2 separate regions of the Mus musculus genome follow, and region 2 is linked to region 1. The links are chromatin loops, found by intact Hi-C in ENCODE. Cell type or tissue: gastrocnemius. All regions are shown on one strand.

Region 1 (8,000 bases):
CTCATAACCTGAGGTCTATCTTCAGAACCCACAGAAAGCTGGAAGGAGAGAAAAATTGTCCACAAATTGTCCTCTGACTTCTACACTCATCTGACCATGCATGCACATACACCACACACACACACACACACACACACACACACACACACACACACACACACACCTGGAATGCATGCATGCCTATGCATGTATACATATACAACACACACACATTCACACTTGAATAAGAAAATTTTTCAGGGGCTGGAGAGATGGCTCAGTGGTTAAGAACACTGACTGTTCTTCCTAAGGTCCTGAGTTCAAATCCCAGCAACCACATAGTGGCTCATAACCATCCATAATGAGATCTTATGCCCTCTTCTGGTGTGTCTGAAGACAGCTACAGTGTCTTACAATAAATAAATCTTAAAAAAAAAAAAAAAAAGAAAAAGAAAGAAAGAAAAGAAAAGAAAAATTTTCAGAAATTTAGAAAAGAAAATAAGTTGTAATGATTTCTTTTTATATTCTTTAAACTTTTATGGGTTGGTGAGATGGCACAGCAGTTAAAGGTGCTTCCTACAGCAGCTACTGCCTTAGAACTGACATACTAAAAAACGAGAATGCCAACTCCTGCAACAAACAACAGCTCTCTTCCCCATCTCTGTCCCCTATCTTTGTCTCTTTCTCTGTCTCCGTCTCTCTCCTCTCCTCTCAATCTGTGTGTATGTGTGAATATGTGTCCATCTTTGTCTCTTGCATGTGAGCTCATACACACACAACATTTGCCTTTATTTAACCAACCTTGTGTAGAAAAATCAGTATAATAATTAAATTAGATACTGTTCTCTAAGTGTCAGGGTTTGCCATCTCTGTAATTGTTTGCTAACTTGAGTGTTAATCTGTGTTAAGTCATATTGTTTAAAAGGTAAATATTTTTAACTTGGGATGGTGATGAGAATTGAAAATCCAGGAATATAGATAATTCTCAGAAAGTAGTCCTAATGTTTCTGTTCCTTTTAGCTGGATTCATTACAAAAAGCTAAATGGTTATCAACACTCTGTGATGTGTTCAGATGAACTGGATTCAAAGCTCAGAATCTGCTGAAGACTACCTTTAATAACACGGGTGGTTTGTGCGGGGTTCATGATATGTGTCTGGAGCATTGAGTGGCTTCCCCAAGATAATGACACTTCATGCAGACCGTATTAAGTAATTAACTTGATTTTGTTTGGAACTTGGATGTTGTAAAAATGCACAGTGGGTGTGGTGTGTCTTGAGTCATCTTATTCTCATTTGGAGTTGATGGAAATGAAGTAAGGACCAAGTAAACGCCTTTTTTTCAGGTGCAAATCCGACCGTGGAACCTAAGTGACAGTGACTTTGTAATGGATGGCTCTCAGCCTTTGGACCCCAGAAAAACTATCTTTGTTGGGGGAGTTCCACGACCCCTTCGAGCTGGTGAGTGGAAATAGAAACAGCACAGCAAAAGCGCTGAGTCCCCAATGCCTTAGCTCTGGCTCTCCAGTCAGCCACCCTCAGCCTCAAAGGGAAGCCTGCCATGGCAGTTCACTGAGCGACGGCCTAATGGTTGAGAATCTCCCCCAAATGCTGTGTATCCTTGTGGTGTGGGAGTCGATTTCATTAAACCATTCTGTGGAAAGGGTGAGGTCTATTTAGTTCTTTCCTTTATACCCACATGTTTAAAATAATAATATCTGGCAGTGTGCACGCTCATGCCACTTAGTGTTGTTTCAGACGACAGGCACCCTGTCAGAAGTCTGCCCATGTGTCTGGGTGCCTAGGCAATCAGAAGCCAAGCTGTGGCTGGGGACTGTGCCTGGGAATCAACTTCTGCCTCTAAGCCTTCCCAGCCAGGTGGGATCTGACTAGTTCTTATGAGTTCCAGAAATGAATGATAATTTTTTAATCATGATTTTGGAGAAGCTCTTGTTTTGTGGTGGGTGTTTGGTGTAGTACTGGGGATTGAACCCATGACTTGACACAACTAGACAAGTGTTCATATCCTCAGCCCACCTTCCGCATTTATTCTGACAGCCTCACAGAGTTGCCAGGCTGGCCTGGACTCACTGTGTAGACCAGGCAGGCCTTGGAATCCTCCTTCCCCAAACTTTCAAGTGGCTGAGATTGCAGGCCTGTACCACCTGGCCCAACCTCTGCTGCTGCTGCTGTTTTGTTTCCAAGGATAAAACAGTTGTGCTGCTGAGGGCAAGCTGAGTCCTAATGAACTAGAGACTTGAGGGGGTATTGAACCGATGCTTCACTGTTTAAACCTGGAGACAAGTCATGAGCAGTGACACATGCCTGTCAGCCACGCACTCTGGAGTCTGACACAAGATGCTTTTTAAACCTGACTCTTGCCTGAGCTACCACTTACTGAGTGAATACAAAGCCAGCCTGAGCTACACAGAAAACGCTGAAGAATTCTCAACATTATTTGAATTCTAACTCCAGTCTACACATTAAAAACAAACAAAACTTTACAACTCTATAAAGGTATCTTCCTAAATTTGATGCTCACACTTGTAACTCTAGCACTGAGAGATTGAAGCAGGGAGAGTTTGAGTTTTGGGCTAAACCGAATGGGATACAATCATAATTCTATTCTGAGGAACTTTTAAAATATTTTGATTATGGTAATTTTACATTATTTCTAAAAGTCAGAGATTTTGGGGTCTGCTTTTTCTTCTAATGAAAAACTATTCCAAAAGAAAGAAAGCAAAGCAGTGAGAGCCCTCTTCCTTAGCCAACACCACTTGGTAAAATCTAGGAAGGGCCACCTCACTGGGAACAAGGAGGCTGAAACATGACGCAGCCTTTTGATCTGAGTTAGATGGGTGTTTGCACAAAGAGGTGACGTGAACAGGTGGGTGCCAAGAAGCACTCGCATCCCTTGTGACTGTCGCTGTGCGAGGCTGGAGAAGGACAGGAACCCTCACTGATATCTTTCACTGCACATGGATTTTACAGTTGGACAGTCACTGCTGTACACTGCAGTGACTACAATGCAGTGGAAGTTGTTTTAAGGTTTGACCCCTGCACTCTTTCTACATGAGAATCTTTAAAAGTCCTGAAACTGGACATGGAGACACACACCTGGAACCCTAATCAGAAGACGGTGGGCCTCCAGAGTTCCAGGCCAACTTGTCTCAGTGAAGCTGTCTAAAAACAATGCCCCACAATCATAAAAAGTACCACTAGCTTTTAACTAGTCAGGCCTTGTCTTTAAGTCACTAGAAGCGCAGCTTATAAGCTACATTGTACCCAGTGTTAAATATCAGCAGGATGCTGCAAGCTCTAGGATCAGGCAAGAATGACATCTCTGCAATCCCTGTGTTTGGAAGAAGGCAGGAGGAGCAAGAGCTCAGTATTATCCTTAGCTGCATAGTAAGCTCAAACAAGCCTTCTCGGAGTGCAGGGCGGGGGAAGTATTTTAAAAAGAATTATATCCAGGTATCTAATCAGAAATAAGATTTGTGTTCTTTGCCTAGAGAATATACCTATAATTAGGATTGAATTTCTTTTCTTTTTTCTTGGATTTCTTTTCTTTTTTAAGTTAGCTATTTTTGTCTTAATTGGTTTGTTTTGGTGGCTATATAACAGAGATCTAGTCACTCGGTCTTCTGGAAGTGTCCCTCAGCACACTTGACAGTACTTCTAGAGGGCAGCTGGTAGCTAGGTGGATAGGAAGCCCACTGTTTAATAGATAAGCCAGGGTGTGCCATCCTGAACTGAGTGAGTATCTCACTGTTGTGTTAAACAGGAAATTTTATATAGGAAACCAAAGTTTTCAGAGCAGAACACAAGAGACATATTGACAGTCGAAGACTGAGTCATATATATTCTTTAAGATTTTGAAATTTGGTCTTGAAATATTGGACTTTTTAAAAGGTTTGTTGTTTGTTTATTTGTTTATTGTGCCTGCCAGAGTTTTTGAGCAGCACATGCTCACGGGTGCCTGTGGGGGCCGAGGGCCGAGCTGGAGGCACAGGTGCTTCAGTCATGTGACATGGATGCTGGGAAAGCAGACCCGGGTCCTCTGCACAAGCAGTCAGTGCTCCTAACCCCAAGCCACTCTCCAGGCGATGAGTGCTTTCTTTACAAAGTATTCTAAAGTCCTTCCCTGGGCCTCACTCAGTAGGTCAGGCTTTGGCTGTTGGGATAAATTTCACTTTATCCTTGGCCGAAACCTGTCCTTTAACACGTCAGAGTGATTGGAATGCCCCACCTACACTATTCCTTTAGCTCCTTTGAGGTTCTTGTTTGCTTTACTTTTGACATTGTGAGATAGGGACTGTGATCACTGATCGGTTTCCTAAAGTTAGCCTGTATCCATCCTAATAGAAAGTCCTCTAAGAAGCAAGTACTGTCCTGAATGGGCTGAGGGTATCCATCTAATTAAATATTCCTACTCTTTGACAAAATCTTTTTATCTTTTTAAAATTTTATTTATTTTTTAATTTATTTATTTATTTTGAGACAGTTCTTACTCTGGTGACTGTGTGTCACCAAACTCATAATCCTCCTGCCAGGTGTGAACCGTCATACCCAGGTCAGGTTGGTAAGGGAAGTCACAGGCCTATCGAAACTAACCTGAGCATGGAGAAACCCAATGAAGAGCATATCTGGATGAGATTTCTCATCCATCAGTTGTAGGTAGAGGTCAGTGCACATCACTCTCATCTCTTGCCCCCTTTCTATTACTCCTATGAGTAACAGCAGCAAGCTAAGAGTGACTGCTCCAAATCTGGTGTTTCTTAGATCTGGATGCCTTTCACCTTGAGGGGGAAGAAAGCTGTAGGTAGATCCATCCTGCCCCCATGTGGCTAAAGTTTGCATATTCTTTAGAGTCTACAAAAGAACTAAGCAGTTTGCTTTTCTGCTGGCTACAGAGACAACCATATGCTGACCTTTGGCCATGTGATAGGAGTAACATCTTTTCCTGAATGCCCATTCAGGAAAAGCCCTACGGCATTAGGACATCTCATCTCCAGTACACACACGCCTGCACACCTCTTCACTCAGACAGTAAGTCAGTGTCAGGCTGAGGGTTGTGAAGGGACCAAGTGGAGGAGACTGAACCATCTCGCTCCCCAATGCTCTCGACTTCATTCGCATGTGCGCTTCTTTCATTCCGTCTTCTTGATTTAGGTGTCTGATTTGGGGACCACTAAAGTAACTAAGCTTTGGAATCTCTTCTTTCAAACCATGCTCTTCACTTGATGACTTCTTCCAGCATTGATCAGACTTGGCCTTGCAGAGCGGCGGCGTCTGGAGAGGCTGCTGCCTTGAGCTCCAAGAGCCTTTTATGGTGTCTCTATTACGGCGTCTCTATTATGGCTTCTTTGTTCTTCGTTGACTATTGCTCTGACCATTCTCCCCTTTCCTTTCTTTTTCACCCTGCTAATAGTCCATGGCAGATCTTGAAGTTTTCTTCTCCCTACCCCCAATGCCGTATGATGGCTTCTATGTCCAGATAAATGCTGGAGAGAGTCTACATCTCAATGTGTCTCACGTTCATGTGGTGCAGACATTCTGCACAAATGTTCTGGCAGTTCACCTGAGCTGGGGATGGCATCGCATTCTGACTTGTCACCATATCCCTTTCTGTTCTGTGAGGTGGTAGATGACCAAAAGTGCTGAATATCAAGTTTCTCAGCAGTAGACGTTTCTCATCCAGTCCCAAGTTCAGTCTGAAGTGACCAAATAAACTCCAGGTTTGAAGTGCTTGTAAAGCCAAGGACTTTGTAATGCTGGTATGTGTTCCACCTCTTCTTCCCAAACAAACCTTTTGTCTACAGATCCTGTCAGACATTGTCATATCCACTACAGACTGAGCCAGCAGAAAGCCAAAGTTAGGCTAGGATGAACTGATGTTTATAGAGCAGAGAGGAAGCCAGCTTAATTCAAAGCAAAGATTTACAAGCAGGGAGGAAACAAAACGAAGCAGTCAGGTGTCACTGTGTTCTCAGCTGTGTGCTTGGAGCCGGCTCATTCACCATTCACATTTATGATGACCTTGAGAGGCTATAAGCAGTAGACTTGGCATTTTAGAAAGTAGGAGCCATTATTCAAGTAGCGTGTCAAGTCTTTCTTGTTTCTGTGCTTCAGCTCCAGGCTTTCTGTGCTGATGAAAACTGTTTTATCCAGGGAAGATCTGGGAGGGCGGCTAGTTAAAGGAGCAATTTGGCACCAGTTTGATTTAGTGAAATTAAAGTTCCCTTTCTGACTGAGTGCTTCAATGCCATCCATCTAAAAATGTTTTGGGGTTCATCTGACAGAGTAAAGGTCTGAACATGCCTCCTCTTGACCCCTCGTGAACTAGCATAAAGATTATGGGAAGCCCAGAATGTTCATGCTCCTTCCTTCCAGAAGCCAGGATTGCCTTGTCGTCCTGAGGGGCTTCATGCCTTGTTCCTGCCCGTTTTATGTGTTATCTCCAAAGAGAAAAAGTGGACTTCCGGGTCACGGGGATCCTCATTCCTCTGCCGCCCTACTTGGTTCTCGGTGTTCCAGTCTTAGACACTGCCCTTCAGGCTGGCTTTGAACAGCAACTAAACACGAGGAACAGAACCCCAAGGCAGATGGGAGTGGGGAGAATCAGCAAGACTTCCTTTCTGGTGAACTAAAGGTTTTTTCTTATCTCTAAAGAATCAGGAGCCGATCCAGGGAACCATGATGGGTTCAGATTCAACTTCAGAAGTATAGTCACCACAAAATGGAGTTCATGAGAACTGTATGCTTCCCACAGCTACATTACTCTTGCTTCCCTCTCTGGTGTGTGACACAATGAAGCTCAGTGGGAGCCATCACGGGAACAGGGCTCACGGTACTCTTGCTGCTACTATGGAAGCTGACCATGAAGTGATATGAGCATATGGTCTAAAATGCAGTATGCCCTCACACACATCTATGAATCCTGCCGGCTTCTCACTTTTCTGGTGACCAGGCAGACTCTGAGAACACTGGGAGTGGTCAGAAGTGGTTTGAGGCACTTCCTTGTAGACTCTTCCCTGTTGCCTACATAACCGCCATGTAGACGCCACACTCTGTATGCTCGGTTCTTGAGCCCACATCTTCCTTAGGTTAATGTTTCTTACTGTCCTCCAGGGAATTATCCTATCCACTCTACTGAAGGAGGTTCAGGCTGAGGATTCACTCTCATAGGCTTACTCAATAGGACATACCCTTGGTTGAAGACTCAGTTTTCACGGCAAGGTTATGGTTCGTTTGTGCAGACCCAGATGAAGGAATCCATGAAGGTTTAGTTGTCTGTCTAAACAATTACTGATTGTCTTGCTTTCCTTTCTCCCTTCCAGAAAGTCAGAACGGTAGCCTGTCTTTTCACCCTTGCTTTCCTCTCGTCAGAAGGAAGGGGCATTTGCAGGACTCTCCTGTGTTCATGAACGATACTCGATGTAGAGAAACTTCTAAGCCTAGCCTCTAAAGTAATTGTATGTCGCAACATTTCTGGTAAACTTACATCCTCTATTTAAAAAAAGAAAAGGAAAACTTGGGGCTGGAGGGATAGTTCAGCGAGCACTTAAGAACATTTGCTGTTCAATCATGAGGACAGAGTTCAAGTCCCAGCACCCACACTGGGTGGCTCACAGGTGCCTAGCACTTCCAGATCCAAGAGTTTCAACACCTTCGTCTAGTCTCTGCAACACATACAAATAAAAATAAATACTAAAAATGGGGAACTCACAGAATGGAGATTTGTAGAACTTAAGAGAAGTGTATTATTCTGCTTCTGTTAGTCACCCATCCAGTACAGGATGGATTTAAGTTTCTCTTTCTGCTTTCTTTTAGTATTAAAATTATTGAAAAGGGATTACTTACTGAAAAGGTGACTGCTGTTGAATATTGGAAACCCTGGTTAGTAGTTAAGGGGTATCACTTTAGGTTTTAAGCACAGTATGAGTTCAGGAAGACTTGTGAGTTGAGTAGACGGCCCATTGTAAACAGTTGTTTGCTTTTTATTGTTTACTTTTCTTCAAAG
Region 2 (8,000 bases), 120 kb before region 1:
CCACTTTTGAAGCCTGCTTGATTTACACAACCAGTTTCCAGACAGCCAGGGGTGCATACATAGGGAGGCCCCATCTCCATCCATCGGTTGTGGTACATAAGGTGTCCAGCATTGGTGATTAAAACGGATTTTTGTCTTCAAGGTCAGTAGTACATTTAGTATTAAGGTATACTTAAAGATTCTGTATTAAAAGTGTTTCCTTTAGGCAGGTGTGGCAGTACATATCTATAATCCCAGCTTTTAGGAGGTCGAGGCTGGAGGATCCAGATTAGCCTAGTGTATGTAGTCTTGTCTTGTCTGCTGTGCCAGGAAAGCAGCAGGGATGGGGGCTTTAAGTGTTTTCATTCCCTAGTAGTTCTCCATCTATTCTTTTTCTTCCACACCCTGATCTCTTTCTCTCGGCTAGGGTTCCTATTGCTGGCTACCCAGGCATTACCATCATAATACCATTTAAGGTAGCTCTGCTGGATCTATTTATTCCGAGTCTTACAATCTACTTTCTCTTTTAGCCTTGCTTCCTAAATCAAGTTGACAATCCAGTTTATTTTTCCTTCTTTTATTTCAACAACTCCTGATTTATGTTGGTTAGGAAGCGATAATATAATCCGGGCACAAACTCTCCCCCTTGGAATCTGTATTTACGAGGCTTCCTCCTTTCCTGACTGAACGTGCTGAAGCCGGGCAGAGGCAGAGTACCGTGTGAAGGACTTCAGCCCCCACAGTTCTCTGTGTGCGCATGCCCACTCTTCTTACAGTTGTCAAAGTGCTTTTCCAGAGCGGTCACATAATCAACCCGAAAGAAGAAATAAATACTATTCATTTTTTTTTCAATTTTATCGATCTTTAAAAACTGGACACTTAAAGGTAACTGCTGCTATGAATTTGTTACTTGAAATTGGGCAATTGCATGTAAAAGCCGGTCTATTGTGTGCGGTGGGGGAGGGGAAACAGGAATCTATTTCTCAGACTTTGCTATATATAAGCAAAGAAAAAAAAACCTCCAAATCAAATTATACAGGCAGTTATTTAAGGATGTTACATATTGACTTTGTAAATTTTATATTAGTCACTGACTTAGCTTTTGTTTAAAAGATCATATTAAAAGGTGGGTCTTGACCTTGACCGAGTGAATTTAATACAGAAAGTTAAATTTGTATTATTTTTAAAGAGCATTCTGAAAAACATGGAGTGTTTTGTTAGAATATTTTGAGAATTTAATGTTATAGTGTTACTATTAATTAAAGCCATTATAAAATATTCTAAGCCTAGGTTACTTTTTGGCTTGGGGTTTTAATGCAGTTTAAGCTAAAGGCATTAACAAAAGTGTTGACTACAAGCAATGAGAATAGCTGGGTGATACTAAAATTATAATCCAGTACATATTTCAGCCATGATGATAAAGCTATTGTAAAGAAAGTTCTAGCTTATCAAAGCACTCAAATTCCAGAGGTACAATGGTCTACTGCAGCACCGTAAGGAGGAGGTAGGAGATGACTCTGTGACCACCCTCTTTGGCAGGGATGGAACTTCGTGCTGTCTGACTCCAAGGTCCACTCTCCTCTCTGTGCTCTATTTATAACACTAATCAAAGCCATTGTTCCAGATAGAGGGAACTGAGGAAAAGAAAAGCAATCTGAAGCAGGCTTTATTGATAGTAGCAGGCAATCCCTGGTGCATGCTCTATTATACTGGGCTGGGTTTTTTTTTTTTTTTTTTTTTTTTTTTTTAGGAGAGGGGAAGAGAGGAATAAAAAGGAAAGTAAGGCGGCTGAGAGAAGTGGTGTTTCCTGAAGCTCACTATGCTCTTCGTATATAAAACTTTGAAAGATGGTATCTGTTAAGTACTTTAATCATAGCTTTAATAAAAAAAGAACTGTGAATCCAACTTCTTGTCTGTTATCCTTTGTGTAATAGTTAAGAGCGATACCACCTCCATTTTAAGAGTTGTTATTTTGAATAGTCCAAAGGCAGAACTGTTGTGTGTGTGTCTGAATGCCCTTTACAAATGTCCCAAGGAAGATGCTTCTCCAGTATATGAGTTAATTAACTATATTAAATATATTAATAACTTTATTGCAATTATACTGAATCATCATCTAAAAATAATTATATGTTTGGTCATAGCTCCTTTAAAATTTCAAAATATTTGTTTGCAAGGTCTCAGCCCTGTAATATTCAGATATTTAAAGCAATTAAACATATTCTGAGACAAGCTCATTCAATGATAACTACATGCATGGAAATCTCTTGGTTTTGAATGATTACTGTTTTCACCCTTGAGTAAGAAAACAGGTTGTATGACATAGGTGAATATAGCCCTGCTATGTGAAGTGGAAAATACCATACACTCCTTATATGGCTAAATGAAGCAGTGAGGGTAATGCACTATAATTACAATGTATGAGAATTTGGGACTTTGTACTCCTCTATTTTTAACAGTTGCTAGCATATGGTAATTCAGGGTCGTCAAACCATAGTCTTTCATTGCTAATACTAGTGATAAAAGAATGGATTCTAAATTTGCCAGTCTTGTGACCGAGGCAGCAGCAGGAGGATTCAAAAATGAAAATCTGGCAACCCCAGAATTATCTTGACTGTCTACTTAAATCTCAGATGCATTTTTAAAGTCCCGCCCCCTCTCCATCTCACAGACTCCCTCCCCTCCCCTCCTCACTCCCCACCTTCCTCCCTCTGACCTCAAATCCAAGCAGAAGCATTTCTCCACTCTGCAGAGAATTTCTCAGGCTCCCGTAGAGACCTGAAATGCCAAGAAGCCAGTAAATCACTTGGGCGGCAGAACTGGAGAGGAGAAAATCGGAGAATAAGCAGAAAACCCACAATCCTTAGAGTAATAAGAAGCAAACACTTCTAAACGTTTCAGTAGGTTTTTTTCTTTTCTTTTACTTCTTTTCTTTTCTTTCTTTCTTTTTTTAAAGTCAGGTTTCTTATATACCAGGCTGGACTCGAACTGGCTAAATAGTTAAGCCTGACCTTGAATTTTTGATCCTTCTGCCTCTCCCTCAGAGTACTAGGATTTCAAGCATGCGCCACCACGCCCGGCGATTTTCATTTTTCTAAAAACTGAGGTTTCTTTTATATTAAAACGTCTCCTAACAAAATGGAGTAGCTGCCGCTACGGAGAGGCCAGAGAATGATTGTGCAGCTGAGTTCTTCCAACAAATGCCAAAGATTTTGTCTCTCGAGGTTCGCTGCAGCCAAATGAAACAATCATCCGAGGCAAGAAGGCAGTTTGCTAATCAAGAGGGCTAAGTCGGCTTAAAAAATGGTTTCTAAGTGCTCCAGCTGGGGAAGGGGGAAAGAGGGTCGTGTACCAAGTCTTTTTAACCTTGCTGAAGGACGCAGCACTATTTATTGACGTATGCAAATAACTGGGGGAGGGTGGTGCTTGGGAAAAAACAGGAACCAGAATCAGTTTCTCATTGCAGGGTGAACGCTCTGAGTTCCGGTGAAGGGAAAAGAGACGTGGCGAAATTGCTGTCTTTCTGTCTTATAAGCACATCTCTCACTAACACAGAAAAGGGGCCGAGACGTCAGAAAGGGTGAAGACGCTCTCACAGTATTTTTAGAGACCTTGCTCGATCCCTCCAGCTCCCCCCACCCCCCTCCCAGCCCGACTTGTTCTTCTAAATGCGAGATTATGGATTTGCATTGCAATTGGCTAGTGGCGGTGGCACTGGATTTTCGCAAGTAAAACACCCGCCCGCTTCAGTGAGGGGCATTCATGATCACACTGACAATAACGCATCTCTCTTTCTTCCCGTTTCAGCTGCGCAAACCATGCAGGATGATTTACTGATGGACAAAAGCAAAACCCAGCCCCAGTCTCAGCAGCAGCAGCGGCAGCAGCAGCAGCAGCAGCAACAGCTCCAGCCCGAGCCCGGCGCAGCTGAAGCCCCGTCCACGCCCCTCTCCTCAGAGATCCCCAAGCCCGAAGACAGTAGCGCAGTGCCGGCCCTCAGCCCCGCCTCGGCTCCGCCAGCCCCCAACGGCCCCGACAAGATGCAGATGGAGTCGCCGCTCCTGCCGGGCTTGAGTTTCCATCAGCCCCCTCAGCAGCCGCCGCCGCCGCAGGAGCCCACGGCGCCCGGAGCGTCGCTGTCGCCGTCCTTCGGCAGCACCTGGTCCACAGGCACTACAAACGCGGTGGAGGACAGCTTCTTCCAGGGGATCACCCCAGTCAACGGGACCATGCTCTTCCAAAACTTCCCGCACCACGTCAACCCGGTCTTCGGAGGCACCTTCTCGCCGCAGATCGGCCTGGCGCAGACCCAGCACCATCAGCAGCCTCCACCGCCCGCGCCGCAGCCGCCGCAGCCCGCGCAGCCCCCGCAGGCGCAGCCCTCGCAGCAACGCCGCTCGCCCGCCAGCCCCAGCCAGGCGCCCTATGCGCAGAGGAGCGCCGCTGCCTACGGCCACCAGCCCATCATGACCAGCAAGCCGTCCTCATCCTCGGCGGTCGCGGCTGCTGCGGCCGCGGCCGCTGCCTCTTCGGCCTCGTCCAGCTGGAACACGCACCAGAGCGTGAACGCCGCCTGGAGTGCTCCGTCCAACCCGTGGGGTGGCCTGCAGGCGGGCCGAGACCCTCGCCGCGCGGTCGGCGTGGGCGTGGGTGTAGGTGTGGGGGTACCCTCCCCGCTTAACCCCATCTCGCCGCTCAAAAAGCCCTTCTCCAGCAATGTGATCGCTCCACCCAAGTTCCCTCGTGCAGCCCCGCTCACCTCCAAGTCCTGGATGGAGGATAACGCTTTCCGGACCGATAATGGTAACAATCTGTTGCCTTTTCAGGTAAAGTCCCTGTGCTCTTGCACACTCCTTCTTCTCGCATGTTTCTCCCCTCTTCCTAGTTATTTTAATTGGTCCACTCGCTGTTATTTAGAAGGCACAGCAAATTCCAGCACCCTCCAAATCCTCTGGTTCACCGGGTCCATTCCATCCAATCTGGGTGGGGGTGGGGGCGAAGTTGAGTGGACATTGTGACTGCTTGAGGGTAGGAAAGGGCTTTTTTCCCCCAGTTCATTTCCTCCTTCACTGTGCTTGTGCTTTTTATTTTGGCCTTCTTTGACAAATTAAGCCGCAAGTGTATAGTCAGGTGCGGGAGTAGTCCCAGGAGGAGTAGGCTGAGATTCCTATCATTTTAAGTAGCTACACATTTTCAGGTTACGCAATACTAGGCTCAAGGTGCGGACCAAAAGCCATTCACGCCCAAATCACCCTGGTTTGTTAACAGCCTTTGAGTGGTGCTATTTCAAATAGTTGCCTATGCCCAACTAAACTAATGTGAACCCATGTGTTTATGTCTAAGGTGCTGGAATCATTAATAATCAGCATATTGCCCTGGCAGGAAAATTACGAGTGTGAGAATCCAATGAATACCCGGAACTATAAGGGATCGAAGTGGAAAGAGTGGAAATTTTAGGGAGAACTAGTCCCATGTTACTTAAAAGAAGGTTTAAAAAAAATTTTTCCCCCAGAGGAGAGAGACAATAGGACACGACCTTCAGAGCCATATTGCAATGGAGTCTATTTGCTAACTAGCACTGAAATATTTAAAGCTGCAGTGTCCTTCACCAGTTGGGTTATTTAAGACAATGCAGATCAATTACACCATTTGAAACTGGGCAAAGTGAAAGTCTTGCAACTTTAATGAAAAATGAGTCTTGTCCCTCGGTATTAAATGCCAATGAAAAATCCAGGAAGTGCCCCGGACGAAAAGATTGAATGGACAAAGTGTCCTTGTTTCTGTTGCTTTTTCATGTGGTCTGTAGCCACAGCAGTAGACAGGATCCTGGGCCTTTGGATCAGAAAGGGGAACTGAGTGTGTGTGTTCATTGGGAACCTTTGCTGTCTAATAGGCACTTACCCTGGGCCTGTGAAGTGATTTGGCCATAAGCTTCCCTACAAGAGAAAGGCTGGGTGTGGTGGTTACAGCTTGTAGTTCACCACCAAGGCTGGACGATGAGATTGGGACTTCCAGCTCGGTCTGTGTTTCTTACAAGATCTTGTCTCAAAAAGGAAAGAAAAGGAATCCTTCGGCCCCCGCTGACAGACGCTAGCCTGGCAGTTTGACAGAGGTTGAAGGCTCTCAACCTGGCACAGATGGAGCCGTCAGTTTGCTGGTTTTTACCTTTCCGATGTTTGGGGGGTGGGTTGTATCATTTCGAAGGAAATGGGATTATTGAAAGGATGTCTCTGGGCTAGAGCCAGAATTTTTGTTTTGAACAGTTGAAGGAGACCCATGAAAGCTCTAAATTGTGTTTAGGAGAGTTTTGTTGTTTGGGTTTGGGTTTTTCTGGGTGGTGCTCAGGCTGGTACCTAGTTCCTGCTCATGTTGAACACACTCTTAGTCCTAAGTAGAGGCTGCAGTGAGCAAGGCTCTCACATGCTTTCAGAAGGGTCCTCCAGGAACAGGGCATTTGAATAGTAAGGCACAGTTTTAGATGAGCTCCTGCTGATTGCTGAGGATGACCTTCAACTCCCGAGCCTCCTGCCTCCACCTCCTGGGCTGCAGACTCCTGCTACCACTTTCATATCTTGCTTCTTTCCATTCTAAAGTTGATTTTCATGACTGGGATTAGTTCTGTAGGCAGAGGGAGGTGAGCAGGACAGGTTCTGCTGTAGTTGGTACTTGGAAGGAGGGGCTGCTGCCTTGACAGTTTCTCTTTTTATTCTGAGGCTTTCTATCCAAACCCATTCAGAAAAGATAATCCAAATTCCTTTTTAATGTTTAAAGGATTTGTGAATGTGTGTGTCTGTGTCTGTCTGTGTGTGTGTGTGTGTGTGTGTGTGTGTGTGAGAGAGAGAGAGAGAGAGAGAGAGATGGATGCCTGGTGCATGTTTGGTGATCAGAGGAAAACCTTATGGAATCCATTCTCTCCTTCACCTTTATGTGGGCTCTGGCATCAAACTCTGACTTTTTTAAGGCAAGGCTAGTATCATCTACATAGTGAAATCCAGGACAGCTAGGGCTGCACAGAGAAACCCTGTCTGAGAAAGCAAAACAAAACAAAACAAAACAGGAAAGAAAAAGAAAGTCCAGGGGGAGAGGAGGAAGAGAAGGAAGAAGTTGGAAAGAATATAATCCAAAATTTTGGAGAGGGGTCTGAGATATAGCTTTGTTGCTAAAGTGTTTGCCATAAAAACATATGTGGACTTGAATTTTGGTCTGAAGCATCCACATTAAAAAACCCTGAGTTTTCATAGAGGAAGACGATGCCACTGACCTCTGGCCTCTACATATGTTTGAAAATACACCCTCTCCCCTTCCCTCCCTCCCTCCCTCCCTCCCTCCCTCCCTCTTCACCAATCCCTTGTATGGAGCACCAGTAGCATGAGGATTGCTAGTGTTTCTCAACAAATCCTTTGCCAAATCCTTTGCCAATGATGCTTCTAAGGCAAAACATAATTGTACTTTGCACTTTTTTGTTGTTGTGATAGATGGAAATATTATTGAGTGGGCAAAATGATTGAATCATTTGATTAAAAGTAAACATTTTTTGTTTGGCTTCAAGAAAAATTATATGTACTCTGTGTCTCATTTCTATTTCTTATTTAAAACAGTTCTTTAGGGTCTTTTTTTTTTTAGATTTTTAAATTATTATTTATTTGTATTTGTCTGTGAGAGTATGTGCTGTGTATGTGCAGGTACCTGCCTAGGCCAGATGAGGGCATCTGATTCCCTAAAGCTGGAATTATGTTCAGTAACCTTCAGATGTGGGTGTTGGGAATTGAACCTGGATTCTGGAAGAATAGTAAGTGCTCTCACCCACTGCATCTCTCCAGTTAGACCTTTATGGCTTTTAAGTAGCATTGTACTGAGTGGTGCATACCTGTATTCAGTCAAAAGAGGTTGAGGCAGGAGGATACTTTGGCCAACATTGTGAAAAGTCTGGGTTATGTTATTGTTGTTGTGTTGTGTTTTGTTTTGTTTTTGAAACAGGGTCTCTCTGCATAGATATTCCTGGCTGTCCTTGAACTCAGTAC

Evidence for each region. Hi-C counts contacts between places; a loop is a spot of excess contacts. Peaks named below come from ENCODE experiments on the same cell type or tissue, not always from the same donor. Only the 100,000 strongest peaks of a DNase experiment are listed, where the experiment ranks them.
Region 2: a loop joins it to region 1, with 2.2 times the contacts of the local background. A loop is called at or near these places in 6 of 42 quality-filtered maps.

What each region holds. Positions count from the first base shown.
Region 1 is chr19:37,047,698-37,055,697 of GRCm38, reverse strand. Cpeb3 (cytoplasmic polyadenylation element binding protein 3) reads left to right here. Exons shown (of 11, transcript NM_001290827.1): 9 at 1,324-1,438. Among named protein-coding and RNA genes, the nearest start is that of A330032B11Rik, 120 kb to the left of the region's middle. In gastrocnemius, a CTCF peak has its summit at 4,831 (motif pointing left); DNase peaks (open chromatin) are centred at 4,025 and 4,823; H3K27ac peaks cover 3,172 bases.
Region 2 is chr19:37,170,772-37,178,771 of GRCm38, reverse strand. Cpeb3 (cytoplasmic polyadenylation element binding protein 3) reads left to right here. Exons shown (of 11, transcript NM_001290827.1): 2 at 3,787-4,805. The coding sequence starts at 3,798. A330032B11Rik (RIKEN cDNA A330032B11 gene) reads right to left here and starts at 4,929. Exons shown (of 3, transcript NR_045329.1): 1 at 4,739-4,929; 2 at 2,696-2,757. In gastrocnemius, a CTCF peak has its summit at 4,131; DNase peaks (open chromatin) are centred at 3,448, 3,994, 4,302, 6,025 and 5 more places; H3K4me3 peaks cover 6,725 bases; H3K27ac peaks cover 6,721 bases.